Linked DNA regions of Mus musculus: regions 2, 3, 4, 5, 6 and 7 are each linked to region 1. A link is a loop called in an ENCODE intact Hi-C map of the cell type or tissue named here. Cell type or tissue: left cerebral cortex. All regions are shown on one strand.

Region 1 (4,000 bases):
TATCTTCTAAGCATCTAGCAGCAGCAGGCTGAGCTAGCAATGACCATGAGGCTGTTCTAATGGAAGTCACCGGACCTCTGCCTCAGACCTCAGAGGACCAACAAGGACCTTCCCTGGGTTCAATGGTTTTCTCAGCCCTGCTAGACAGGCCTCATAAGTGTGGGGGCTCATAACATGGAGAATCCCATAAACTGGTGTGTTAATCATATGGGCCCTTGTCAAATCTCTCCTGTTCCAAAGGATGACTTTGTAGAGTTAGTGTGAAGGTTAATTGTGGGGGACTTTTAGTGTGTCAGGCTATCCTCAAATTCACAGGTATACCTCCCTCTACCTCCCAAATACTGAGATTAAAAGTTTGTGCCATTGGGCGGAGGGAAGTTATAGGGGGCTTTGGGGATAGCATTGAAATGTAAATGAAGAAAATATCTAATAAAAAAAGTTTGTACCATTACATCCAGCCTTATTTCAAAAACTTTTTAAAACCATTAAAATAATGCCGGGCAGTGGTGGCACACGCCTTTAATCCCAGCACTCAGGAGGCAGAGGCAGGGGGATCTCTGAGTTTGAGGCCAGCCTGGTCTACAAAGTGAGTTCCAGGACAGCCAGGGCTATACAGAGACACCCTGTCTTGAAAAATCAAACCAACCAAACAAACAAAACCATTAAAATACAGTGTACCAAACAAACAAACAAAACCATTAAAATACAGTGTATGGGCAGGCAAATCTATGCAGTACATCTTAGATGGCTTTGGGATGACTGTCACTGGGGTCCCTGCAGGTCTGAAATCCGCCTCAGTCTCGAAAGTACCAGGACCCTCACTGTGTGAGCTGCAGACATCCAGCTGATCACAGAGCGCATCAGGAGGCCCTCCCTGCTCTCTCAGGCGCTCTCCTCACCCAAGGAACCAATGGGGTTCCTGTATTTACCTCCAGACCTGCACAGGAACACACAGAGGAGAGAGAGAGAGAGAGAGAGAGAGAGAGAGAGAGAGAGAGAGAGAGAGAGAGAGAGACTGACTCTGTGTGTGTGTGTGTGTGTGTGTGTGTGTGTGTGTGTGCGCGCGCGTGTGCGCGCGTGCGCGCACTAGTCCAGGTATCTGGGTTGGAAGTAGGAAGGCAGGAAAGGAAATGCAGCGAGGTTCCTGGAGTAAGAGAGCCAGGGGAAGCAGCTCCCCTAGGCTGCTCAGGAAATGGTGGCGGGCTCTGAGGGCGTTCATGAGACCATGGCCTAAGGGTATTCAGATATGAGGAAGCAGCAGCCTGCAGCCTGTCCTGTTTCACTTTCCCCGTGAAAACAGGCAGGGTGCGCCTAGACACCAGCGAGACTGCTGAGATGTCCATGCACTTCTGAGCACCGCCAGACTCCCAGCTTAGGCCTGAGCTGAGAGCTAAGCACTTCCAACCACTTCCCGCACTCTAGCTGCTCTCCTCCAGTTGTTGCTCATGTCCGGGCTCCCTGGACAAATCTGTCTGAAACAAGGACTTACTGGGGGCTGGGGGTGGGGTGGTGGCGCACAGCTCTGATCCCAGCACTCAGGAGGCAGATGCAGGTGGATCTCAGAGTTCAAGGCCAGCCTGGTGTATAGCGGGAGTTCCAGGACAGCCAGGGCTACACAGAGAAACAAAAATACCCAAACACAACCTAACCAGTATGGTCACTTCCTAGGAGGAACAGAGATTTGGGGGAGCCACTCTAGAGGTGACACCCCAGCCACAAGATGGAGAAAAGCCCAAGGTGTCACACTTCCTTTTTAGGAGGACTGGGAATTGGGAGCAGAGGAGATGGCCCTACCTGATGTCCCCAGCTAAGGCACTGATGCCCACATGGCCTGTGGGTTTTGTGGAAGCAGAAGTTACCCAGATAGCCCAGGACAGCCCCGTTGCAGGCCAAGCCAAGCCGAGAACCCAGTGAGCCCGACAATGGATCCTTGGGCCATCAGAAGCTCCCCAAGCACCACTTTGTCACTCGGTGATCTCTTGGGACTGACCCTGGAGGGAGATGCTGATGTATTGGATTTGGCGGCCCTTGTAATGACCCTCAGGAAGAAGAGAATGTGTGATGCCCACATGGTAGAAGAAGGAAATAGCTGGTGCTAGGCCGGCCAGGTCACTGTATCCCCATGAGTATGTCTCAGAAGGGGCAGAACTGACACTGTGGGCTCTGAGCTTGAAGTGGAGGCTCAGGCCCTAGCTGACTTGTAGCTCCAGGGAGCCTGGGGGCCAACCTACTAGGCTTCCAGTGCCTCAGTACCTATCTATGCAAGGAAGAGTGTGGAGGAAGTGCTTGATAAATGTTTGCGGATGAAGAGCAGAAGTCTGTTTCTGGCTGACTCAAAACCACTATATCTTTTTTTCCCTTCTGGCCTGATGAGCCTGAAGAGGTGGTCAGTGGTTGACTAGCCACTCTGCCCGGAAGTCTCCCGCAGGCACGGATTACCATGCTATGCCCATGTATGGCCACCAGAGGTCGCCCTGCACCGCCGGCAGCAGAAAGCTGTTGGGTTGGTAGACTCACAGAAGGGGGGCAGGATGGTTGGGACAGGGCTGAGGAATTTACCAACAGAGTTCTGGGCTCCTCAGGTGGGCCTGCTCCTACTTGACATCATGAGCTTATCTTCTGTCGCAGCAGGCCCAGCTGGGTCCAGCTCACCTGGACGATGTGAAGGTGGAACTGGGTGGTGCTGGTGCCCCAGGGTGTGCGCTTAGTAAGTATGGCTCAGGTCCTGCACTTCTGGGGCTCCAAGCCCTAGAGCCAGGGTTAGTGCCAGGAACATTGGTCCTAGGGAGAGGGGAGGGGACCAAGCTATGTTGGGTCTTGCAAGCCAGGGTGGAGCGCTGCTGTTATCAAGACATATGGGGAACGTGGGGTCTGGGGGTTTACTCCCAGGTCATCAGGCTCAGGGTACAAATGAGGGCTGTGGTGAAGAGGTAGCTGCTCTCCAGTGCCTGCAGCATGGCTTGCAGCCCAGCTCCATTTTGGGCTGGCAGGGCAGGTTCTTACTGGTCTGGGGCCTGAGTTCTCCATCCCCATTCTGTTGCCTTTCTGCCTTTAAGACTCCCTGCCCACCGCTCCAGGGTTTCCCTCCTGCCCATAACATGTGAGTCTCACCCCATCCGTCATGGCTCTGCCCATCCCTTACTCATAGCATCCTCGACTGAAAAGCTGGGACCCTCCTCACTTCCCTGGGGCCTGCCAAACCCCTCCATTCCAATGAGATTATCCGTGGAGAGAGCCCCTGGGGCCAGTGCTTCCTTGGAGGCCTTCCTTCCTCCATGTTCCCTGGCACCTCAGCCCAGGAGCTTACTGTTCACACTAGCTGCATTTACAGTCAAGGCTCTGGCTGCTTCGTGATAGGAGTGGCCCACACCAACCATTCCAGGACCGAGCAGCACATGTGGCTTTTAGCAAGGTGAGATGGGAGGAAGAAGGAAGAGTGTGTGGGAGACCACAGGGGGTCCAGAGAACCCAGAGAAGCAGCTGTGGTTCTGTTCTGAACATTGGATTCACTCAGATAAGAGGCAGAGAGATGGTCTCTGGTCAGGCACAGGCTCCCCCCCAGCCTGCCTGCTGGGCTGACTCTGTTGCTAGGAATCCTGGTCAACCTCACGGATGCTCACCCATCAGACATGAGATGCACATAGCAGGCTGTGTATCCCATCCTGCGAAGGAACAGCCCTGTGTGTTTAACGTTCCAGGTTCCTCTATGGTTGATCTGTGAGTTCAGGGACCCCCCTCCCCCATGCCTCAAACAGCTAACTGTTGAATGACAGCAGTGTCCACAGCCTTAAGCTTGGTAAGGGGCCCATACAAAACAGATGGTTCCTCTGCTTCTCCAGACCAAGTCCTCAAAGCCAGAAGATTCTGTCCTCAGTGTGGTCAAGGAAGACTGGAGAAGTTTCACAAAGGGCTCCTGCTGGGACTGTGAGCCTGTACTTCTGTCCAGCACCCCTAGCTCTGCCAGCTGTCCTTCCGGAGTCCCCTTCAGAGTCCTGTACCC
Region 2 (4,000 bases), 190 kb after region 1:
GTCCTAAAATTACTGGGTGTCCTTGTGGGAACGGTTCGGACGGGGGGGGGGGGGCTACTGACTAATAATGTGGACTCTATGTGGTTTAAAACTTAATGTAAATGATAAACTCTGGAATGTTAAGATTAAAAATATAATTATGGGGAGAGGTGGCTCAGAATCTAGGAGCACCTGTTGCTCTTGGGGAGGACCTGGGTTCATTCCCAGCATTGTGTGGTGACTCACAGTGGTCTGTAATTACTGTTCCAGAGGAACAAATGAAGAGAAAACTCACTCTTTTTTTTTTTTTTTTTTTTTTTTTTTTTTTTTTTTTTTTTTTTTGGTTTTTCGAGACAGGGTTTCTCTGTATAGCCCTGGCTGTCCTGGAGCTCACTTTGTAGACCAGGCTGGCCTCGAACTCAGAAATCCGCCTGCCTCTGCCTCCCGAGTGCTGGGATTAAAGGCGTGCGCCACCACGCCCGGCTGAGAAAACTCACTCTTAAGTGGGTCAGTGTGACAAATGTACTCAGTGAGGAGCCACATCTAATTCCCACTGCGCGGACGGACGGTCAGTGTAATTAAAGACGAAGCCCAGCATTCTCAGCGCCTGTCTCCAAGAAAGAACCCATGCTGGATTCTTCTGAAATACAAACACGCTTCTCACGCCTTCAGAAAATTGAATTCACATATCAACCATAAAAACGAAACTACACTGGTGGTGATGGTGAATGCTTTTTTTGGTTTGTTTTTTGTTTTTTCGAGACAGGGTTTCTCTGTGTAGCTCTGGCTGTCCTAGAACTCACTCTGTAGACCAGGCTGGCCTCAAACTCAGAAATACGCCGGCCTCTGCCTCCTGAGTGCTGGGATTAAAGGGGTGCGCCACCACCACCCGGCTTTGGTGAATGCTTTTAACCCCAGCAGAAGCACGAAGATCTCTGAGTTTGGCCAACGTAATTTATAGTTCTGGGGCAGCCAGGCTCCATAGAGAAACCCTGTCTTGGGGGAAAGATGAAGGAGAAGAAGGGGGGAGGAGGAGGAGGAGGAGGAGGAGGAGGAGGAGGAGGAGGAGGAGGAGAGGAGAGAGAGGTGAAATCAGGAAGAAAATTACCAATCAGCTGAGTTTGCTGTCCTTTTCATGGCTCACATCATTTTGCATTCTGGCCTCCTCCATTGACTAGTATTACCCTCTTCTGGTCTTATTTCTAAATGTTCTACTTCACCCACACTTATAGCTATCGACACATATACATGCATACATCAAAGGCTAATAAGATCTGCTGCATCTGAGGGAGAACATTCATTTCTTTTTCTTTCAAAAGTTTGGGTCACGCTGCTTAATAATTACACTTTCTGGGTCCATCGGTTTTTATTCTTCAAATTTCATGGCTCCCTCTCCCCTTACAGAGGATCCACACATCTTATTTTATATATACTCACCACACATCCATTCACCCACCGTCCGTCATCTAAGCTCCTTCAATGTTTGCCTCGTGAATAGAGAAGCACTAAGTATCAACGCGCACGTGTCATGGTAGCAGGACACGGAGTTCTTTGGGTATGGGCCCAGGAGTGAAATAGCTGGGAATCATCTATCTAGCTGGGAATCACCCCCACTCCCCTATCCCTGCCAAATTTATTATGTATAGCATTCTGCCTGCATATATGCCTAGAGGCCAGAAGAGGGCGCCAGATCTCACTATGGATGGTCATGAGCCACCATGTGGTTGGTTGCTGGGAATGAACTCAGGACAGCTTAAAAAGCAGTCATTGAGTGCTCTTAACCTCCGAGCCATCTCTGTAGCCCCAGGAAATCATTTCTTAAGGAGAAAAAAGAGAGCATCCAGATGATGGCGCATGTCTGTAATCCCAGCAACTCAGAGGTGGAGGCAGAATAGGAGTGCAGAGTCATCTTCAGCTACAAAGCAAGAAGTCTGCCTGGACCGCGAAGAAGCTCAAAAAAGTGTGGGGCTGGAGAGATAGCTCAGTGATTGAGAGCTCTTACTGCTCTTGCAGAGGACCCAGGTTCAGTTTCTAGCGCCCATATGGCTGCCAACCATCATCTGTAACTTCTACCATACATATGCCTTGGCACATGCATGCCAACATACCTTTGCACAACACTCAAAATAAATTCAAATTTTTGGATGATTGACAGAGACACTGGGAATTGATCTCCGTTTCCGCGTGTACATGCGTGCATGCGCACACAGGCACACGAACGTGTGTACATACACAAAGCAAACAAAACGAACCCCACAAATGAGCTATAACTTCACCCCTACTTGACTGGCATCTGATAGTGCTGCACGTGCTGACATGCACAGCTGGCTGCGGCAAAGGCGAGTGTACTGATCCCTTGGGAAATCTTTGCAAATCTTGGCACACCTGAACACATTCAAGCCTCCCCCAGTGGTCTTCCTGGGACATTCATTCCTCAGGGTGACTCTTCCAAATGCGCGACAGAAAGCAGGTTTCAAAATACTCATCAAAACAATATTTATACCACCCTGATCTGGAAACAGATCCTAAATCTCCAAACTGGAAACAGCCCCTAAATCCTGGAGGTCCGACAAGTTAAGTCCAAGCTATTCACACACTTGGGTCATGACACAGACTTGAAACCGAATGAACTACAAGGGGCATGCAAGAAGCCAAACAAATCTTTTAAAATACTGAACGGACAAAGGCACTGAGCTGCCTCTCCACCTCCAAAACCACGCGAATGATGCACTTACTCAGCACGCACAAAGCCGTCTGGAGGTGCTGGGCGCAGTGGCTTACTAACCCTAGCCTCTGTCCTCAGAAAGTAGAGGCAGGAAGATGGAAAGCTCAAGGCCAACTTGGGATTCCTAAGATCTATCACAAAACCACAAAGGAACCAACAAACCCAGAACTAACTAGTGATGGTAAAACCATGCAAATAGCGAGGGCAGGGGGTGCATGAGCTTAGCCAGGAAGCTGCCATCACACAGTGGCTAGCTGTGTGGGCCGTAGAATGACTGTGGATGTATCATAATGCAAAAATACAATTGAAATGGTTTTAAATCAGAGCTAGGCTAGTGGTGGCGTGTGCCTTTAACCCCAGCACTCAGGAGGCAGAGGCAGGCAGATCTCTGACCTCATGGTCAACCTGGTCCACAGAGCCGAGTTTCAGGACAGCCCAAGGCTTCACTGAGAAACCCTGTCTTGAAACACCAAAACCAGGTATGGCTGAGGGGGGAAGAGACAATCCAGGCCAGGCATAGCACCAATCCAGATCCCACCAGACAGAGCCAGCTGGGAAGGCAGGCAAGGAGCAGGGGGCCTCGGCGGTTCTGGGTTGGGCTAAGCAACATGAGGCAGCCTCGCCAAGCCTGCCGGGAGAAGGACAATGCAGCTCAGCAGGTAGTGCTCCAGGATGAAGATGGATGGCTTGTGAGAAATGACCATTGACTTTGGGGGCTGAGAAACACTAACCCAACATTTATCGTTTGAAGAAACAACTGTACAAGCAAAGAGACCCTTTAGCCTTGGCCCTTGCTAACTTTTCAGTATCTCCTTACCTGCCGAACCCAGAGAGTAGCTGTCACTGGCTTGGGCTCCAGTGGGTCCTCAGAAGCCTGACTGACTACCCTTTGCAAAAAGCTTCGTCACATAGATGGCATAATGCTAGTCTCTGAATGTTTTACAGATTTTTTTTTATATACATTGCACCTAAAAAGTGTGTGTGCATGTGCGTGTGAGCATGTGTTGTTTATACCAGCAGGGATGCATATATGTATGTGAAGAACAACTCCGTTGCAGTTTGGGTGTCCAACTTATGTTGTCACAGGGTCTCTCACTGGCCTGGAGCTCACCAAGTAGGCTAGGCTGGGCGGGCCAGTGAGCCACAGACATTAGCCAGTTCCCATCTCCCCAGTGCTGGCATTACCGCGTACACCACCATGCCCGCTTTCTCATGTGAGCTCTAGGGAATCAAACAAGGTGCTGAGTCCTTGAATGGCCCCAGGGACTTGACCTAATTGGAAAGTTACTTTCCTAT
Region 3 (4,000 bases), 130 kb after region 1:
ATCTCATGCTTGCTCTGGAGAACTGTTCAGTCTTTGTGCTTGCCATGCAGTTTTCTGATTAGTTGCTTTTATTTTATGTTTGTTCCTGGTATGCATTTTCACACACCCATATACATACTGAGATCAGAAAACTTGTATACATCCATATTCTTCTATCATGTGAGTGGGAGAGACTGAAGGTGGCTCATCCCACTGTTCTTCTAGGTGCTCCCCTCGCTTGGCCGCAAGCGCCTTTATCTGTGAGCCCTCTCTCTGACCCTTAGACATCGTGTATTCGTTGTTATAGATAAAGAACCATTTGGCAACATTGATTCACCTTTTAAAGTCATAGATACAATGTAATATAATAGCAACTAAGCATACTCAACAACAAACCAGTAACCTGAAAGCAGAAGCCCTAGACCAATCAGAATCTTCCTCATTCCTTTCTACGCAAGGTATCTCCTCTAAGTGGTAGCTTCTAAGATTTTATTTTTGCATTGTAGCTTAAATTGTAATACGGGGGGAGGGGGGGCAGACAGGAGGGCAGGTGGTAGAATCTGGGCAGAGTATAGGACCAAGCAGGGCTACATAGTAAAACTCTAATTTTCTACTTTATTTTCAAGGTTCTACAACAGGTTTTGGGTATGTTTTGAGTGCTTTCATACAGGAAAGAAATAGAGGCAAATGGTAAAAATAATTCAATCATTGAGAGGAGAATATTACTGGATTTCTAGACTGTGATATGCTGTTTTCTAAATTTTCTTTACCTCCGTTACTGTCTTGTGAAATAGGGACTCACTGTTCAGCCCTGGCTTAGAGGGAACTTACTATGTGGGTTGGCCTTGAACTCAGAGATCTGCAAATGCCCAGATTAAAGGTCTGTGCCACTTGATCGTCCCCCTTTCCCTCCATTCTTAACTAAATATTCTCATCACCCAGTTAGTAACCGAATGACAGAGGATAGGCTGAAATTTAGCAAATGGTCTTTTGTGTCCCAGCTAGGACCCTGATGCTAACCAGGGACCCTGATCTACCAGAATGTGTCCACCTTAAGGTCAGGATATAAAGGTAACCTTGACACCGGCACACAGTAGCAATTCCCTCCCTTTCCTTGCCGTATTTATTGGCACAGACGTTCAGAGACCGTGACCACAACTGAGTGGCAGTGGCAGGGAGACGCGCAGGCTCAGGATTGCTCCCAGAATCCGCACCCCCACCCCTCTTTGGGTACAGGATGGAATCAGATTTTCCATCTTTGAGGTACGCTGTGAACATGTGATTTGCTTTGGCCAATGCAATGTGAGCATAGATGACATCACTTCCATACAAAAAGCTTTAAGATCCATAGCAATCAGCATCTCTAGGTGTTGCTGGCCCACTGAGGGCCACTGAGTGCAAATGCATGATGGGACCCCCGCCCCAGGAATACTTAGCATATGTGGAAAAAGGCTTCCTGGAGTCAAACCCCTTGGTTCTTGGTTCACCTAACCTGGTGGCCCAAAGGAAAGCCACTGGTTAACAGGATGCGCGTCTGTTGCCAGGCTCCCTCTCTGAAAACCTGCACCTGCCTTCTCGAATCCCAAGTCTGGGCCCTTCCGTTCTCTCTTGCTCGGGATCTCGGTGCTCCCCTTACTCAAGCCAGCCTTGCGTTTGCTCCTTACTAATCACGCACTGGATATTAGGAATATTCTCCGATATTGGTATAGATTCGTAGCTTGCAAAACTATTCAATCGCAGTCTTTTATCACCGGAGACATCGCTGGCCCATGATATAACTAGTTTGAAATGTCAGCGCCCACGTGCCGTTCTGAGCTCTGAGGTGCATAGCCACCCAAATCTGCACAATCTTGTCACAGGGGTGAAGGTGGCGGCAGGGATTGCGGCTCCCCGGACCCCGGCGCCCCCTGCAGGCGGCGGCCGGAGAAGCAGCGGCGGCGGGGACAACAAGAGGACCCGCCCTGGCGTCCCAACAGGAGACTGCGCAGCTGCAGGGTGAATGGCGCGGCCGCATCCTCCGCTGGGCTGTTTTCCCGGAGGCTGACCCACCAGCGGAACCAACGGAAAATCTGGGGGTGGCCTGGGCCGAATAGAGCGAACCAAGTCTGCAAATTCCATTGTGTTTCCAGTCTCGGGGCTTTGAAACAGGAAGGGAGAAATGGGTCCTGCGCATCAGGCGCCAAACTGCAGCGTACTGCAGAGCATGAGCAAGCGAACTAGGTTGTTCCTTAGGAATTCAGGCCAGAGCCCCGACATGACCAAGCGGGTTCTGTTCTGGCCAAGAGAGCGGGCTTTGAGCCCCGTGGTCAACGTCAAAATGGCCCTGAAGCTGAAATCCTTGTAGATCAGTTAATGATAAAATTAATAATAATAATAATAATAATAATAATAATAATAATAATAATAATAATGTAAATAAAATGATAGATGATCAATGGGTGACCAATAGATAGTAGATAGGTGATAACTTGATAGATTGGTAATAAATGGTATAGATGAATGGATGATAAATGGTAGACAATAGGTAGATAGATGGTATATAAAAGATTCATGTATACATGCTGGGTAGATAATTCCAGCTTTCAAGTTCAAAGTCAGCCTAATGAGGCCCAGTGTCAAAACAACACCACAGCAAAAGACACTATCTGGTTTGTTCCGTGTACTTAGCTGTGCCCTCACCTCACCGTGTGTGTGTGTGTGTGTGTGTGTGTGTGTGTGTGTGTGTGTGTGTATTTAAACTGCTTTCTCCTGGACCACACTGGACATTACTCTGGTTTTATTTTATTGTTGTTGTTGGTTTTTGGCTTTTGTTTTGTTTGTGTTTATGTTTATTTCTCTCATTTATATTATGTATGTGAGTACACTGCAGCTGTCTTCAGACACATCAGAAGAGGGCATAGGATCCCATTACAGATGGTTGTGAGCCACCATGTGGTTGCTGGGAATTGAACTCAGGACCTCTGGAAGAGAAGTCAGTGCTCTTAACCTCTGAGCCATCTCTCTGGCCTCTGGTTTGTTTTTTTGTTTTTGTTTTTTTCTTTTGAGACAAGGTTTCCTCTGAGTAGCTCTTGATACATCTGCCTCTACCTCCTCAGTGCTGGGATTAAAGGGGTGTGCCACCAGTGTCCCCGCCTAGTGGCATCCTCTAAAAGTCAGACCTGCTTCCCTGACGTGCTATTTATTTCCCAACCTGAACCCACTGCAAGCTGTCTGGGGATGTGGCTGAGTCAGTAAAACACTTGCTAGCCTAGCACTCTTGAGGCCCTGGGCTTGATCCTGAGCATCACATACACTAACTATAGTCTTCATAAACACGTGATACTGTTGGCTAGAGATGAGATGGACCCCGTCCTCTGCAGCAGCTGAGGAAGGATGGCCTTGCTTTGTCCTAGAACCTATTTGGAGAACAAGTTCAAGGAACCAGGAGGAGAAGGCTGACACCCACAGAGTAGTGGTCACTCCTGGACACCTGTGAACACGGCAGGCATTACCAAGTGGCATCAGGTGGTGATGGATGTGGGCCCTGGCAGGTGGTGGGTCACACAGGCTCGTCTGCACTTCTGTTCTATAAGTGAGAACTTTAGTAGAGTTCCTTCAGTGCTGGATGCGGGCCCCAGCTGACTTGTTAGTTTATTGTGTTATTATTATATTAGCTATCATTATAGCCAAATATAAAGAATGCTTGGCTCCTGGGGGAGCAATGACTGGAATGTAAATAAGTTTTTTTTTTTTTTAAAGAATGCTTGACCCACACATGCTGAGGATTATATAAATATTCACTGTTGCCCGGAGTCAAGGCACAAGCTGAAAATCTGAGCACTTGGAAGGAGGAAGCAAGACGATCAAGAGTGTGAGGTCATCTTACACTATGCAATGAGTCTGAGGTCAGCCTGGGCTATCTGAGACCTGGTCTCAGCCAGCAAACAAACAAACAAACAAACAAACAAACAAACAACCCCACAGATAGAAGCACTGAGCATGGCGAACCAAGCGTCTCCAGAATCCAAATGGTGGGAAGAAA
Region 4 (4,000 bases), 78 kb after region 1:
GCGAGGAGGCGCTGGCGCTCGGCTTGACAGAGAAATGCACATCACTGATGCGGAGGGCCTCCGCCTGGGCCCGGGCCTGCGGGCAAAGGGGCGTGTGTGGGACCTCAAGACTTCCCGCGGTCCCTAGACACCCCTGTGCCAGATAGCCCCGAGCTCCATCAGTACACGTTCAGAAAGAGTACCCAGAACAATCAGTGACTTATGACCCTTCAGACAATTAAAGGGAAAGTGCACTGGGGCGTGCAGCTCAGGCTTGCCTGGAATGCGCGGGGCCCTAGTTCCGTCCCGGCTCCAAATAAACCTGACATGGGGGCACACCTGTAAATGGAGGCAGGTGCACCGACCGTAGGTTCAGGGTTATCTTCAGCTACACTGTATGTTTGAGGATAGTATGGGTTACATAATACTCTTCTAAAAAACCAAAGCAAACCAAACAGGAAACCAGTCCAGAGAGGCGGTGGTGTGTAATTTGTCTACAAGGGCTAGGTAATTCTTAAGGTCTTTTTACTACCCCTAAGTCATCGTGTGTGCGCACTGCCCTACCCTTCCCCATGCCCACTACCCCGCCATTCTTGCTGCTTCAGCAATAATGACAGGGACCTTGTGAGGAACCCTTTTCCCTGTTACGGATCCCAGGCAAGCCTGGGACTCTTCCAAGGGCTAATTTTCTTGGTGCCAGAGTAGATTCACCCTGACCTCAGATGACCATGATTTCAAGAAAGGCCCTTGCTCCAGCCACTCTCTGCCCTGACCCTAGGCAAGAGTGCATTCACACCAACGGTTCAAAGGCCTATACTCAGAAGCCAGTGTGAGAATTTAGCCTAGGCCTCGGGTGGGTGGGCACAAGACAATGGAGTGGAGGTAAGTGTGATCTCTGAAAAGCCCCAGGACCCAACAGCAGCTCAGCTGCTAGTGACTTCACAAGAGCCCCACACCAGCTCACCCCTTGCCTGATGACTTAGAACAGAGAGCAGACACGACTTCTCCATAGCCAGCCTTTCCTTCTCTAAGGATGAGGGCCAGCTGCACAGCTCTACTCTGAAGGATGCCTTCCATAAGGTGCTACTTTCTAGAGACACGGGCTACCTAGCAGGAGGTGGTGACTTTATGGAACGCAGAGAGGAAAACAGACCGGACACTGCCAGGATATGGAGAGAATCCCAGCAGTTTCTGAGGCCAGGGTGGGACATGAGGACAGAGACCCATGCAGGCCACATCCCAGTGCTCAGAGGATGCAAAGATAAGAGTGGACAGCTGTGGCTGAGGACCAAATAGGGAAAGACAAGAATCCTGACTCTAATAGCAACCCCAGCCACCATGGGGCAAAGCATGGGGTTCGGTTGTGACACTCTAGTCTAGTTAGGAGAAGTTAGGGGCACCAAGGAGGAGCTTACTCCCATGGATAATTTGTTGGGGTCCCCAGAAAGAATCTGTGTTGGGGGTGGGCGGGACTCTCCATCCACAGTCCCCACACACTGGATGCTTAATGAGTACAAAGAGAAAACCTGTACACCTCCTGACAAACCCAGATCACGACCAGTCAGGGGTCTCCTGGCTTATAGTGAACAGATGTCTTCTTACCAGGGAGCCCCAAACCCTCAAGGGACAAGAAACACATCTGAAGATTACGGGGCTCTGTATCCAGGCTGGAGTGTCCACATTCACTAACTGACACTAGGTGGCAGCACTGAGCCAGACACAGCTAGCTCCCAGGGCTCTGTCCAGTTGAGTTCCACAAGGGGCCCCTTACACCCCTCCCAGGTACATTGATGGGGGAGCTTAAGGGATCTCTTCAAAAACAAGGACCTGCCATCCTCTCACGCTGCATCCTGCCTCCACTTCCTCATCATCAGATCCGGAGCTGGAGTTGCAGGTGTTTGGGAATCTGGTACTCTGACTGAATAGCACTCTTAGCTGCTGAGCCATCTCTCCAGCCCCCACTGACTAGCTAGCTCCTACGGGGGAGGGGGGGAAACAGGTGGTCCTTGGAGTGTCAGGATGTGTGCAAACAGTGGACCCAAGATAACAGTCCAAACCTCATTTCCCTTTCTGCGCCATCTCAGTGAGTCCCTGCCATGGTGTCCTCCTGTGAGCAACATTAGAGCACCTGCTGACCACACATTTGGAGGCAGCCAGTACTTGGTAGGTACCAGGCTTCTGAGAAACCAGCTTTCCCTAAAACATGCTTTCAAATGGCTTATAAGAAACATCTCGGGGCTGTCGAGATGGCTCAGCAGGTAAGAGCACTGACTGCTCTTCCAAAGGTCCTGAGTTCAAATCCCAGCAACTACAAGGTGGCTCACAACCACCCATAATGAGATCTAACGCCCTCTTCTGGTGTGTCTGAAGACAGCTACAGTGTACTTATGTATAATAAAAAATAAATCTTAAAAAAAAAAAAAAGAAAAATCTCTTACTTTACAGTGTCTAAACATACTGCATAAGATACAGTTCTCGGGCTGAACAGAAGGCTCAAGAGTAAGAGTAATGACTGCTCTTCCAGAGAACCCAGGTTCAGTTCCCAGCACCCACATGGCATCTCACAAATACCTGTAACTCCCAATTCTGGGGATCCATTTCTGGCCTCCATGGGCACCAGGCACGAACATGGTATACACATACACACACACACACACACACACACACACACACAGAAGCACTCACGTATTAAACAAACAAACAAACAAACAAAAAGATGTTATTCTCCTTGGGTTGGGAGGTTTTTGACAGGCCCTGGGTCTGCTTAGTGAATTTCGAAATCACTGCAGGCCACATTCACTGCACTAACAGGACAGGAGTGGCTACAGGGTTTGGGGAGGACTGCAGACAGCATTGAGACACTGCTGCTAGCTCTCTGTGGTGGTGGGTACCTTATTAACCTGTTTCTTTTCCATGGTGTGGAATGGGTTCGTGGCAGCCATCTCAAGAAGGCGCCAGGATGTTCAGCACTCCTCCTTGCAGAAAAACCTGTGTATTCTGCTGAACTGCCTCTTACTCACAAAGCAACAGGTCCAGCCTAAGCTACCTCCCTCCGCATCCCTTCACACCAGCTGCTTCCTAAATTCTGGATTAAGGCTCTACAGCAGGCAGCTCCACCCCCTGCCCTAGCATCTCTGAGCCTTGTTTCCTACAGATGTGTGTTCAACTTCCACCTATAAAAGTGGACTAGTACTATCAACTCCACTGGGATGTTGAGACGATTAAAGGAGATGATTCGTGCAGAGGACTCAGCACTGCTGGGTTCCAAAACAAATGGGAAATGACAACTTTTAAGAAAAGGGCATTTTGAGAATCCATACTCAAGATCATTACCGCCTTGACCACTAGAGGGTGCTCCAGGGGCGCCAACAAGCTGTCAACACAGCCCACCAGTCTTCCAGCTGCTCTGCCCACTCCCTCCCCACCATCAAGCATCAGGGTTAAGGTTGCTGAGTTAATCCCCGAAGATGCACCGTGGCTAGAGGCGGGGGAGTAGGGGTACGCGACAATAGGATTCCAGAAACCAAGGGGTTTTTTTTGCCACATTTGCATTTGGTCCAAGGCTAATTCTTTACACCCAGTCTTTTGGCTGGCGGAGGGGGCCAAGACAGCGCAGGGGGCCAAGACAGCGGGGTCTGGTCCACCCTTCCCCCACTGAGCTTGGAGCTCTTTGGACAAATTGGAGATTAAGAGGTTCTGCATCTTGCAGTCTCTTCTCCAAGGAGCTCTTCCCGTGTTGTGCTGGTGCCAAATTTGGTGAGAAGACCTGGGGCATCGTTAGTTCTTTAGGGAAACTACGGAGGCAGACACTGACCGCCTTGCATTAAGTGGCCATCAGGGATCGTCTTGCTCTCCTCTTCCCAGGCTCTGTTCTTCCTCATCAAAAACAAAACAAAACAAAACAAAACAAAAACAAAAACACCCCTAACTCTCCAAGATGGCTTCCCATGAAGTTCTTCGCTCTCTTGCCAAACAGGCTATGTTCACCATGCCCCACCCCATCTTCATTGGAACCTCCAGA
Region 5 (4,000 bases), 170 kb after region 1:
CCAGGACAGGTAGCTCACAGGTATCACCTAGCTCCAGAGGGCCCAGCTCCCTCTTCTGGTCTCCAGGCACTGGCACTCATGTGTACATAACCACATACATACAGAAAAAAATCGTAGTAGTAATAGTAATAATAATAATAAACCATGTATTTTTTAAAAAGATCTTTTATTTTATGTGCATTGGTGTTTTGCCTACATATATGTCTGTGAAAGGCGCCAGATCCTCTGGAACTGGAGTGAGCCGCTATGTGGGTGCTGGGAATTGAACCCTGGTCCTCTGAAAGAGTAGCCAATGCCCTTAACCATTCCTCCAGCCCCAAATCATATTTTCTAAAAGGAGCTGAGGGTTGGACGTGTGGCTCAGGTGGTAAAGGCGATTGCTGCCCCACCTGACAAGCCGACTTTGATCCCTGGTACCTACTAGGCAGAGAGAAGCAAGTTATCCTTTAACTTCCAAAGGGAGACACACATGCTCCCTCACACATGTACACGCACACATCCTTAATTTCAGGACTCGGGAGGAAAAGGCAGGTGGATCTCTTTGAGTTCGAGGCCAGCCTAGTTTACAGAGTGAGTTCCAGGACACTGAAACCCTATCATGAAAAACAAAACTAACAGCAAAACAAAAAAGGAAGATGGGGTAAATATGGCCACATTTAGGGGCTGGAGAGATGGATCAACAGGTAAGAGCACTTACTGATCTTGCAAAGGACCTGAGTCCATTTGCAGCGACCACAAGGTAGGTAGCTCACAACCATTCACAACCCCACTTTTAGGAGATCTCATGCCTTCCCCTGGCCTCTGAGGCACTTGGGTGGTGAACACAAACATGCAAGCAAAACGATTCACGTGTGTAACAAGATGTAATCATTCATATCTTATAACACGTTATACACGGGGCTAGAGATGCCTCAGGGATTAAGAGCACCGACAGCTAGTCCAGGTCTCGAGTTCAATTCCCAGCAACCACATGGTGGCTCAAAACCATCTGTAATGGGATCTGAAGTCCTCTTCTGGTGTGTGTGTGAAGATAGCAACAATGTACTCATTAAAAAAAAGAAAGAAAGACACTATTATTAGAAAAAGAATACATTATACATACATGAAACTATCAAGGAATAAAATACGGATACATATATGAAGGATACATAAGGTGTAAAATACGAATTCATAATGAAATATAAAGATACAAAGTATATCACACGTGTATGTATACACACACTACACACACTACACACACACACACACACACACACACACACACACATATATATATATATATATATCCCCAGACAGGTTTTTTTTTTTTCCTGTGTAGCCCTGGCTATCCTGGAACTCACTCTGTAGACTAGGCTGGCCTCAAAGTCAGATATCCACCAGTCCGGTGCTACATGAATCTTTTGAACCCAAAGCCAGTCATATTCTGTGAATCAGGCCAAGGTCTTCCTGGAGAAAGCAGACAACTGGGTGGGAGGGCTCTCAGCAAGGAGAAAGGAGGCAGAGAGACACTGTATGTAAGAGCTCTGGGACACGGGACTCGGAGAAACACAGGACCGTGGACTGCCTCTAGGCGTTCAGCAATAAGCATCACCAGCCCAGAACACAATCTCCTCTTCTGGGTCAACAGCTACCCACTAACTCTCCACAAGAGCCAGGTTTCTGTGGTTTCCCTTCCCAACTGGCCCTTGCTGAACAGGCCCAATGCAACTACGACTGCAACAATCCAGGGCCTGCTGCCTTTCAGAGCCCAGGTTCTGGGAAAGCTACTGAGCTGCCCGCCCACCAGGACAGGTGGCGCTCATGCATTCTGCTCGCTACCTGCCCACCCCCAGGCCCGTTCTTACTGTCTTCTTACTGTCGGAGCAGCTAGGTGTTTCCTGGCATGTCCCTACCCTTCTCTACACCTCAATTCATTCATCTAAAAACAACTGCCTCCACAGTCCGCCACACCTAGTGCACCAGGCTACCCCCAGGAACTGCCAACCCCCCACCCCCCATGTATTTCACAAAGGTAGGTTCCTAAAGAATCAAGCCAGTTAAGAGCTGAAAAGAGGCACAGGGCTTAATCAACTTGCCCAAGGTCACTTCCCGGGCTAGGATCGCTGCCTAGATTTCGGGTCTTTAAGCCCGGCAAGCTGTGAAACCACATTAGAGAGGGGCCAAGATCCTAGAATCAAGTCCCTTTGGCAGAAGAGAGGAAGCTGTGGGACAGAAGGAGGTGGGAGGCCACCAGTCCCCGAGGCCAAGTAAAACAGCAAGGTCTTGAAGAGAGGCCCAAAACTTGATGCAAAATGCGCTGCAAATATCTGACTTACAGAAAGCACAGCGCTTGCGCATTCAAGCAGAATGAGGGTGCAAACCCACATCTCTGGAAACCTATCTGGGCGGAGCACGACGGCCTGCTGGAGATAAACACGACCACGTGACCGTAGCCCCGCCCCCGCACTGCCACAGCCCGGTAAACAAGCTCTACTACTGCACCCGACCCAGCTACGCAGTACCAGCGAGCTGGAGTCAGGCGATTGGGGTGGGGTCGCGACACCCCAGCAAGACAGGTCGCTGGGTCCCCGCCGGCCGTTGCTGGGTGGGGGAGGGGCCTGCCGTGATGTAAACAGAAACTGGGCTAGTTAGGGCCGCGTGGAGCAAGGCCGGCCCGGCTGCAGCTCCATGACTCCAGTTTCAACCGTCTCAACTGCTGATCCTCATTCTAGAGCGGGTCTCCCTGCAATCCCTTCGCTTTGAGATGTGAAGATTCGATGTGTTATGCTGTGACTCGCAGTACTTGAGTAGGACACATTATAAAATCCAAGGAGCGTGGTATGGCTACCAGGGCTAAACCAGGCTTCTGGGCCTTGAGAGGAGGCACCTATGCTCTGTACTTCGCTGCCTATACCTGAGTGCATTAGTGATTCCTAGAGGGCTTCATTTCAATACAAGGAAATGGAGGAAGAGTTAAAAGTTAGGGTTTTGCCTTGGGTCACAGCTTGTCAATCATAACCAAAGTTCATAAGGAGGCAAGATAGCCTGGTACCAGAAAAGCTAACATCAAGACACACTAGGGCCTCTTTGGTGGTGCGGGCTGTGTATCTCCGGGGTAGGCCAGGATCTCATTTGAGTTTCTGTACCCCATCTGAAAAGTGGTGACACCTGGCTTATGCCAGGATACTCATGTAAATCCTCAGGTGCCAATGAGCAGTCTTTCTGAAAAGATGGAGCTATAATATTTATGCAAGATAAGAATGAGGGACTCCGACATGGGGGGAGCTGCAGGGTGCAGGGCAGAAAGAGGCAAACATGAAAGTACTCAAGGGTCTCTGAGGCAAACAGAGCACCTGGAGTTAACACCCTCTGCCTGATTGACACCCCCCCCCCCCAAGATTCAAGAGTTTCCCTCTACCACATTCACTTGGGAAGGGGAGGCTGTTGTTGCCTTTTGCTGGGGAGAAAATGGGCAGGAACAGAATGGCTCTGCAGGGGCCAGGCAAGGGCGCCTTCTTGTCACTAGTACTTCCTTATTCAGCCATGAGTAGTAGTTACAAAATGGGAGGATATCATCCTGGTCCAAGACAAGGCTACACCCACCCCCCACTCTCTTAGCCTCTGTTCCAAGCCAGTTTCCCTGAAAACCAGCTGATGATCAGAGGCCCTGGCCTTATTACCCTTGGCTCAACTGCTCTCCCAGTGAGGTGGGGCACCCTGGCAGTTTGACCTGCCTCCCACAGGCGCCTTGGGTGCTTGCTGTGGGGGTTGGCAGTTATGGTCCTGTAATGATCTCTCTCTCTCTCTGAGCCTCAGTTTCCCCTTAGAAGGTAGTATTTTTCCTATTTTAGAATAGAATCTTTACTTCCAAAAGGAAAGCAGGGTTTATACCCCACCCCACCCCACCCTGTACTATCAGTCCAAATCCCAGAACAATTGGCTCTAGGAGATGCTTTGGGGGTTCGGTATTTGAAGACTTGCAAACAGAGGCAGAGGCTTTGTCCAAGGGCTTCCAGGTGGC
Region 6 (4,000 bases), 160 kb after region 1:
GAACCCGTGGGGGCTGATGGTAACGTGCGGGAAAACACTTTAGGACAGCTTGGGTCTCTGAGGTGGTGGAAGCTTGGAGTGGATTTAATGTGAACAATTCCCTGATCCTCTTAATTTCGTCCTCTTTTTCATTGTTGTCTTATCTTTTTTTTTTTTTTTTTTTTTTTTTGTTAAAAAGTCTCACATAACCGAGGTAATTCTCAAAGTCCCTGCATAGCTTGGGCCAGGAGGTGATGGCACACACTTTTGATACCAGCACTCGGGAGGCAGAGGCAGGTGGATCTCTGACTGGGGGGCCAGTCCAGTCTACAGAGCACATCCCAGGGTTCCAGGACATGAGCCAAGGGTGACTTTGAGCTCCTGTGTTCTGCGTCCACGTTTGCAGTTATAGTAAGCAAGGGTGGCCATTGTGCCTGGCTTTTTGTTTGGCTTTTGAGACAGGGTTTCCCCTATTGTGATCCTGACTGGATGCTATTCTCTAATGTACATCAGGTTAGCTTCAAACGTATATACATCTGCTTGCCTCTACTTCCAGATTGCTGGAAAATACTTTGTTTTTTTTCAAAACAGGGTTTCTCTGTATAGCCCTGGCTGTCCTGGAACTCACTCTGTAGACCAGGCTGGCCTCGAACTCAGAAATCGCCTGCCTCTGCCTCCCGAGTGCTGGGATTAAAGGCATGCGCGCCACCACGCCCGACTGGAAAATACTTTTAAAGACAGGTAGGACCATGCTTGACTCAAGTCCAGGTTTCTAATAATTTATTCTTAAAACAGGGTCTCAAGATATAGACCAGGTTGGCCTCAAATTTCTGATCCTTCTTCTGCTTTGGCCTCCCCAGCAGTAAGGTCGTGAGTACACTGTTGATGTCCTCAGACACACCAGAAGAGTGCATCGGATCCCATTACAGATGGTTGTGAGCCACCATGTGGTTGCTGGGACTTGAACTCAGGACCTCTGGAAGAGCACTCAGTGTTTATAACCACTGAGCCATCTCTCCTGCAGCCCTTTAAGGTTGTGCTCTAAAGGACCACAGAGGACTCCCAGGAAATATGAGGGAGAGGGGGTTCATTGTGCCTCCATCACAGTGGGTGATGCCAGCCTCAGTCCTCACCAAAGCATCTGCCCAATGGCACAGCCGCTGGGGCAAGGCAGGGAGACGGGCAGGGGAGGCTAAGTGAGACTTCTTCATAGACAGCCCCTCCCAAAGCTGCCTCAAAGCCACTCATCTGTCAGAGGTGAGAACTGGGGGTGGGACCCAAATGGTGCTGAGCCTCAGGGAGGTTGCTTGATAGTGTAGAAGGTGGTTGGTCACCTTGGGACACCCGGCCCTTCAGAGCCATGGTTCTCAACCTGTGGGTCGCGACCCCCAGGCAAGCCATAGATCAGGTGTTTACATTCCAGTTCATAACAGAAGCACGATTACAGTTATGAGGTAATGACAAAATAATTTTATGATTAGATGGGGTCAATACAACATGAGGAACTGAAAGGGTTGCAGCATTAGGAAGGTTGAGGACCACAACTTTACAGTGATTCATATGTGCTTGTTCCAACACCTACTCAGACTTGGGTACATATTACCTGGGTCCTTGCTGCCATCTATGGGCAACAAGACACTGGGCTTACCCCATAAGCATTTCCCTTGCAGCAACTTCCAGTCAGCAAAGATCTCTTAGTGAGGGGGGATGCAGCTGTGTGGGCCTGGTCCGCAGACTCAACGCCCCACCCCGTGCAATACTATCCAGGGCAGCTGGTCTGTGGGGACAATGTGCTACAAAGCCTGTGTGTGTGTGTATGTGTGTGTGTGTGTGTGTGTGTGTGCAGATGGCATCTCTGTAAGATCTAGAACAGGTGCCCAGTGAATGCTGAATGCTGCCAGTCAGGAAATGGCAAGGGCTGGAGGCTAGATAGGGCCTTCATGCAGATGTAGACTCTGCTCCTTAGAACAGAGACATCCTTGCTGCCAGGCGAGCAGTGCAGGGGGCGCCTCAAAACCCTGCCGCTGAAGCTGGGTACTTGCCTCCCACAACCAGTGGGCCAATGGAAGAAACAACGCTAACATAGTATCTCATCGCTGCAAGGCTGCTACTGACCCCGAGGTTTACTGCCTCCAATCCAGGAGAGAGGAGCTTGCCAGAAGCTGGAGCTGAGTAGCCTCGCCATTCCTATTCCCGGTGGAGACTAAGACAGACAGTATCAGAGGCATGGCCTGGTAAGATAAAAGGGCTCTGGACCCCTCTGATGAATGCACTGACCTGTGGAAATGCCAGCTGTGGGGACTGAAGGAGAGAGATGAATACTGTCCACTGCAACCTTGGGGCCAGCACCAGCTCCGAGGACCAATGGCCATCCTACCAAGAAGCTTGTCTCCTTTGTTATTGTCATGGGCCACCTCTTTGCAGAGTCTTGGAGATTGTGGGCCCTCTGTGGAGTTGAGCTCAGTAGAGCAGTGGACACCATACCTCCAGAGGCTCTCCTGACATCACCTCTCATCTTGGCTGTGGACGGACATACCCAAGGTTCCTCTGCAGGTGTCAAGTCCTGCCTGTACAGCCGCGCAGGGCAGGCCATCGAGAGAACTAAGCAGTGCATGCTTTCTGCACTGCCTGTGTCGAGCTTGTCAGGTGTGCAGAGTCCATGTAAGTGCGCGTCAGCCTCATGACTGACCTGGTTCTCCAGCCTGAGACTGAACACTCAAGCTGCTGACACCCAGTCTTCTAGAACCAGCTACTCTTAGAAGATATAGAGGAACCGCAAGGTTCACGGCCACAGGCCCAGCCCTGACACGCTAGGCTCATTTCTCTCCTCAGCTGATTTTAATTGGGTTCAGAAGACTGGATGTCTATAGTCCCATACCATGGACTATAGTTGGGAGGCACGGAGTCCTGGGCTACGGTTTGAGGGTAAGGGTGGGGTATCACACAGTTATCACACCATCAAAACAAACAACCAGACACACAGAAGTCTCTAAAGACATTTTAATGTATTTTTTAATAATTTTTGCCTCATCTATCAGATAAATCATCTAAATAAATAGATGCTATACAGTCTTTTACCAATATCAGTACAAAAATAAAACTGCAGCCTACACCTGCTTACTCTTCCCATCGCACTCCCCCCGGGGGAAGGCCTATGCCCAATTCCTCCCAATACATTCAGGTCGTCTGAACAAAGCTCGTAGCTCATTCTGTGTGCAAAGGAAGCGGTCTTGCGCAAAGACCTGGTGGCCAGGTCTGGCCCGCCATTTATAAAGCAAAATCGATACCACCTCGCTGACACCGAGCTACTTCCTCGGTAGGCAGGAGGTGGAAGGAACTTGGCAATAAGATCACCATCTTACCAGATGAGAACCACGTGGGCCAAATGGGCTCAACTGTGGCACTGCACAAGTGTCCACACCAGAGGTTGAGGCACATCTTCACCCCAACCCAGGGAGGGGGAAGTTCAACCCAACCTCTACATTCAAATATGCAGGGGGAGGGGTTAAGAGATAGGCAGGTGGTCGCCACTGCTGGCTCATGGAGTACTGGCCCTGTATGGGGTTAGTGTATGTGGGTGGAGAGGGGGCGTGTTACTGTCCACTTGGGTAGCTTCAGGCTAGGAGAAGCCTGTGTATAGCCACTCGAAGCCTTCTGCCATTCTCCCTAGGCGGCCAGTTTCCAGCAGTTCAGAGCTACATGGCTACCCTGAGGGATATCCAGCCTAGTCCACAATCTCCAGGGACTGGTGGGTTTCATAAAGGGCCCCGTGAGATAAAAGGTCACCGCCTACTGCAAAAGACAGAAGGCAGCTGCTTGGAAAGCCCCCCCTGGGGTCTCATGATCAAAATTCAAATTGTACAGGCATTTAGTCCCATGCCCCTAGGGATGGGAAGCATGACACCGAAGGGATTCTGTCCCCCAATATGGTGGGCCATCAAACCCAGCAGCAAAGAAAAGCTCCAGCCACCCTCACCTCTCTGGGAGCTGGGGCTTCAAGAACACCAAGGTCTCCCCACCT
Region 7 (4,000 bases), 330 kb after region 1:
GGTCAGTGAGGGCAGTTAGCTGTATCAGAGGCAACTAAGATCAACAGGGCTGTTCTCAGAAGGAAGGCAACAGGGAATAATTCCTCAGTCTCTCTCGGGCGCTGTGCCCAGCGCACATTCCAGAGCCTCATCACAGAACAGCTGATTCTGACATCTTTCACCAACCCCACCTAGTGGACTCAGCTAGTTGCTGTGCAGAGGCACGCATGGCAGGTCCTGTCCCAGATATATCCTAAGGCTCAGCCCCCAGCACTCACCAGTGGGTTGATGCTCTTGTCAGACAAGTCATAGTCAGTAGATGCATTGTTCTTGATCAGTTTGCCATCCTTGATGAGGTAGCCTTGACCAATCTTGTAAATCTGCACATGAGAGTCAACAACTGAGAAGTCAGTCCTGAGAACCAGCATCCAAAGTCAGGTAGAAACCCTGAATGTCAGTGACTGGCCTGTTACCCAAATCAGCATAAAGTGGGAGGTCTATAATTGTGTTTTCCCATGTAATGGGCCAGATTAAAACACTATTTGCTGGAACTCTGTTCTAGAACTTGGGACAAAGGTAAGCGGCTCCTCTTTTACAGTTACCAAGCATCTTTTTTTTTTTTTTTTTTTGGTTTTTCGAGACAGGGTTTCTCTGTGCAGCCCTGGCTGTCCTGGAACTCACTCTGTAGACCAGGCTGGCCTTGAACTTAGAAATCCACCTTCCTCTGCCTCCTAAGTGCTGGGATTAAGGCGTGCGCCACCACCGCCCGGCCATTACCAAGCATCTTAAACTACTAAATCTAGGTATGGTAGCAACTCAGGCCTGTAATCCTAATAATCCTGAGGCAGACACAGGACTGCTACAACTCCAAGGCAGCGCATGCTATGCTGCTGTTATCTCAAAATGCATAAAAACTGCTTATAGAGATGGAGAGATAGATGGCTCAGTGATTAAGAGCACTAACTGCTCTTCCAGAGGTCCTGAGTTCAATTCCCAGCAACCACATGGTAGAGCTCTCAACCATCTGTACAGGGATCTGATGCCCTCAGTGGTGTCAGGAAATAGCTACAGTATACTCAAATTTTTTTAAACTACTTATAATTGAACCTTTAAAAATTTCCAACAATAACAACAAAAATTTCCTGGGAAAGGGTTAGGGCATTAATTAAACCTGGGTTAGGCAGTGTCATGGATTCCTAGGACTGACTGTTCTATGAACCCAATACCCTCTCTCATTTGCAGGATCCCCAATCAGCCTTACCTTCTTGTTAATCTCTGTTCGGTGATGGTAGCCTTTCTGCCCAGCTCGAGCCACAGAGAAGGCAACACGGGCAGGGTGCCAGGCTCCAATACAGGCAACTTTGCGCAAACCTCGATGGGTCTTTCGGGGCAGTTTCTTTGTATGCCAACGACTGGTTACCCCTGGAAAGAATGTTAACTTCATGGGGCTGGGCACGTTCCTGTCCCTTCCCAATGAGTACTCAAAATACCTGTGATTAGTTCACTGATTACAAAATTATCTAACAATGGGTAAATCTGAATATCAGAATTCAATCCCAACCCCACATTCCTGTCCTATTTTAAAATCAGACTGGATGGTTGTCTGCCTAAATAGTTATTTGCAGCTTCATGTGTCACTATGTGGCCAGAGGTTGCCATGTGTTTATTGGTTTGAGGCAGATATGTACTCTAGGGAGCCCAATTTGTCCTTCATGGCCACCTGGCATTAAGGGTGAGGTCAACTGACTGGGTCCACATATTTGAGGTGTTACTCCTTTTCTTAGCTCATTCTCTAAAAGCTGGTCAACTTGACCAGCTGACTGCTGTTCCCAGAAGGCAGGCAGGCAAGGAAACGCTGCCACCGCATCACTTGGTGCTGTGTCCAGTGTACGTTCCAGGGTCTCACATTATCACCCACAAACTACAGCAAAGCTTACCTTTGTACCCTTTGCCTTTTGTCACGCCAATGACATCAATCATCTCATCCTGCCCAAACACCTGGTTCACAGGAACCTGCTGCTCCAGCCGCTCTCGGGCCCAGTCGAGCTTCTCAGCCACAGTGCCTCCATTCACCTGGATCTCCATCAAGTGTGCCTTCTTCTGGCGTAGAGGAAGCAGACGCATCTAAAAGAAGCAGATGAAGCTTATATCAGGCTGGTGGCAAATGGACTAGAAAGTAAATCACCAGAAGCTCAAAGCCAATAGACCTGACTTTGCCAGTGGTTGGTGGACTCATGCATGAGCTACTAAATGGTTCCTAACTAGCAATGTGTTTAGAAAACAGAATACTTGGCCCAATCTCACACCATCATTTCAGATTAGTCAGATAGAGCACAGTAAGACCATCTAGAGAAGCAAGCCTCAGTGTCACAGTGCCCTCTGCTGGTTGATTTAAGACACCAGAAATGTCTCTAATCCCCTCGGATCACAAAATGCCTGCAAAATGCCCCAAACCTTAGGTGCTTACCTGAGTGTGGGCAATGATGCGGATGACCTGGCAGTACTTCTTCATGCTGTTGAAGTCCTTCTCCAGCTGCTTCTTGCCTGTGTCATCCTGCCATTTCTTACAGTACTTGGTGAAAGCCTTCTTCTTAGACTTGTGCCTTCAGGAGCAGAGCACAGTTGGGGGAGGGGCCCGGTGCAGGCCTTCATCACCCTTGCAACAGGTGAGAGGAAGGCAGACTGGCACCATTTGGGGATGGGGCTCATTGCCGGCTTCTAAGGAGCCTTTTCCACCGGCAAGCGGAGCCTGGATGAAGCTCATCGGGCAGAGCCGAGCGGAGCTGAGCAGAGGTCCACAGGTTAATATAAGCCACAAATATACACAACACACAACTCTTGCTCCAGGGCACCAGAACATCCCTTTATCTGGGGGCACATCTCATAGTAGTGGAAGTCAGGGGCTCAGGCCAGAGGCAGGGGACCTATCTAGTACAGACAAGGCCAGCATCCAAGCCTCAAAGGATTACCTCACACTAAGGCCCAGATGCAGGATGTCTTGTTTTCCAGCTTCCCTGCCACTTCAGTGTCAAAGCAACTCTAACACTTCTGCTAACCAGGACTGACCAGCACCCTCAAGGGTTAACAGTCAGCTTTTGGTTCAAAAAACCTTTGATCCAACTTCCTTCACTTTACATCCCAGCTCAGAGTGTCCCTTACTTCTAAGGGAACCCAAGAGCCTCTTACCAGTTCTTATAGAAGCGCCTTTTACACTCATCGCTGATGTGCTCAGCAAATACAGTCTTGAAGGTCCGGAGGCCTCGTGGGGTCTCAACATATCCCACAATGCCCACAACCACCATTGGGGGAGTTTCCACAATGGTCACAGCCTCCACGACTTCTTTCTTGTTCACCTCTGTGAAGACAAACAGGCATAAGCTTCAGTGGGAGCACAAATACCCCAGCACATACAAGCATCCATTTAGACAGAATGGCTGTCTCCGCATCAGAATACTGGGCCTTCCAGGACTGCTCTTCAGAACTGCGGGCTCTCCAACTGCAGCTTTTAACAATTGAGCCAAAGTTTCTAACCTCCACTTACTTTGCAAGGCTGCTAACAGGCACCATGCCAGGTGGTGACTATCACCACTGAAGTAGCAAAATGCCATGTGCTATCTAGACTGTCTCAAAGAGGAGCTTTATCACTAGTCTGGTTTCATGTCCAGAATACACTTGTTAAATGTGTCTACCTTTTCAGAGTACCTAGGGTTGATAACAGGCACTGGCATGGAAACAACCAACTACCCCAACAGGACTCTGCACAGGAATCTGTGTTAAATTTCGCTAGGCCAAAACACTTCTAGGCTCCCTTAGTGTGGGCACTACCACACTAAGTCAGGCTTTGTTCTAGACTTACCACAAAGCACCCCAGGATGAAGCTATTGTGCTCCTTTGGGAATTTACTGTAACTACAGGCAAAATTACACACAGCCCAAGTTGGACAAGGAAGTACTGTACATACTAGATCCTGGCCTGTCAACTTCCCGGACGATGTGGGTCATGCCAGCCTTGTAACCCAGAA

Evidence for each region. Peaks named below come from ENCODE experiments on the same cell type or tissue, not always from the same donor. Only the 100,000 strongest peaks of a DNase experiment are listed, where the experiment ranks them.
Region 2: a loop joins it to region 1, with 5 times the contacts of the local background. A loop is called at or near these places in 3 of 42 quality-filtered maps.
Region 3: it touches region 1 in a loop (2.9-fold over the local background); 10 of 42 quality-filtered maps call a loop at or near these places.
Region 4: a loop joins it to region 1, with 4 times the contacts of the local background. A loop is called at or near these places in 14 of 42 quality-filtered maps.
Region 5: it touches region 1 in a loop (2.9-fold over the local background); 7 of 42 quality-filtered maps call a loop at or near these places.
Region 6: a loop joins it to region 1, with 4 times the contacts of the local background. A loop is called at or near these places in 7 of 42 quality-filtered maps.
Region 7: a loop joins it to region 1, with 4 times the contacts of the local background. A loop is called at or near these places in 15 of 42 quality-filtered maps.

The regions. Positions count from the first base shown.
Region 1 is chr15:79,750,752-79,754,751 of GRCm38, forward strand. Gm16576 (predicted gene 16576) reads left to right here. Exons shown (of 4, transcript NR_045069.1): 4 at 1,758-4,000. Among named protein-coding and RNA genes, the nearest start is that of Gm16576, 10 kb to the left of the region's middle. In left cerebral cortex, a CTCF peak has its summit at 2,471 (motif pointing right); DNase peaks (open chromatin) are centred at 2,464 and 3,299; H3K27ac peaks cover 774 bases.
Region 2 is chr15:79,939,475-79,943,474 of GRCm38, forward strand. It overlaps a transcript of Cbx7 not described here. Among named protein-coding and RNA genes, the nearest start is that of Cbx7, 8.8 kb to the left of the region's middle. In left cerebral cortex, a CTCF peak has its summit at 1,663 (motif pointing right); a DNase peak (open chromatin) is centred at 1,650.
Region 3 is chr15:79,881,560-79,885,559 of GRCm38, forward strand. No RefSeq gene overlaps it. Among named protein-coding and RNA genes, the nearest start is that of Apobec3, 8.8 kb to the right of the region's middle. In left cerebral cortex, CTCF peaks have their summits at 1,891 (motif pointing left) and 2,092; DNase peaks (open chromatin) are centred at 1,252 and 1,961; H3K4me3 peaks cover 1,536 bases; H3K27ac peaks cover 1,770 bases.
Region 4 is chr15:79,828,903-79,832,902 of GRCm38, forward strand. Npcd (neuronal pentraxin chromo domain) reads right to left here. Exons shown (of 9, transcript NM_001013362.2): 5 at 1-76. Cbx6 (chromobox 6) reads right to left here. Exons shown (of 5, transcript NM_028763.3): 5 at 1-76. Among named protein-coding and RNA genes, the nearest start is that of Cbx6, 3.4 kb to the right of the region's middle. In left cerebral cortex, CTCF peaks have their summits at 1,676 (motif pointing right), 2,344 (motif pointing left) and 3,327 (motif pointing right); DNase peaks (open chromatin) are centred at 17, 271, 358, 655 and 4 more places; H3K4me3 peaks cover 1,609 bases; H3K27ac peaks cover 1,889 bases.
Region 5 is chr15:79,925,393-79,929,392 of GRCm38, forward strand. All of the region lies in intron 2 of Cbx7 (chromobox 7), which reads right to left. Among named protein-coding and RNA genes, the nearest start is that of Cbx7, 5.3 kb to the right of the region's middle. In left cerebral cortex, no CTCF peak of the experiment used is centred here; DNase peaks (open chromatin) are centred at 1,830 and 2,415; H3K4me3 peaks cover 1,037 bases; H3K27ac peaks cover 1,577 bases.
Region 6 is chr15:79,912,840-79,916,839 of GRCm38, forward strand. Cbx7 (chromobox 7) reads right to left here. Exons shown (of 7, transcript NM_144811.3): 7 at 2,968-4,000. It also overlaps a transcript of Apobec3 not described here. Among named protein-coding and RNA genes, the nearest start is that of Cbx7, 18 kb to the right of the region's middle. In left cerebral cortex, a CTCF peak has its summit at 1,611; a DNase peak (open chromatin) is centred at 1,634.
Region 7 is chr15:80,078,450-80,082,449 of GRCm38, forward strand. It overlaps Rpl3 (ribosomal protein L3), which reads right to left. Exons shown (of 10, transcript NM_013762.2): 2 at 3,941-4,000; 3 at 3,166-3,334; 4 at 2,447-2,582; 5 at 1,917-2,103; 6 at 1,241-1,401; 7 at 258-359. It overlaps Snord83b (small nucleolar RNA, C/D box 83B), which reads right to left and starts at 130; the gene lies at 54-130. LOC115488570 (a small nucleolar RNA gene) reads right to left here and starts at 2,637; the gene lies at 2,583-2,637. In left cerebral cortex, CTCF peaks have their summits at 157 and 2,369 (motif pointing left); DNase peaks (open chromatin) are centred at 150, 2,481 and 3,499; H3K4me3 peaks cover 657 bases.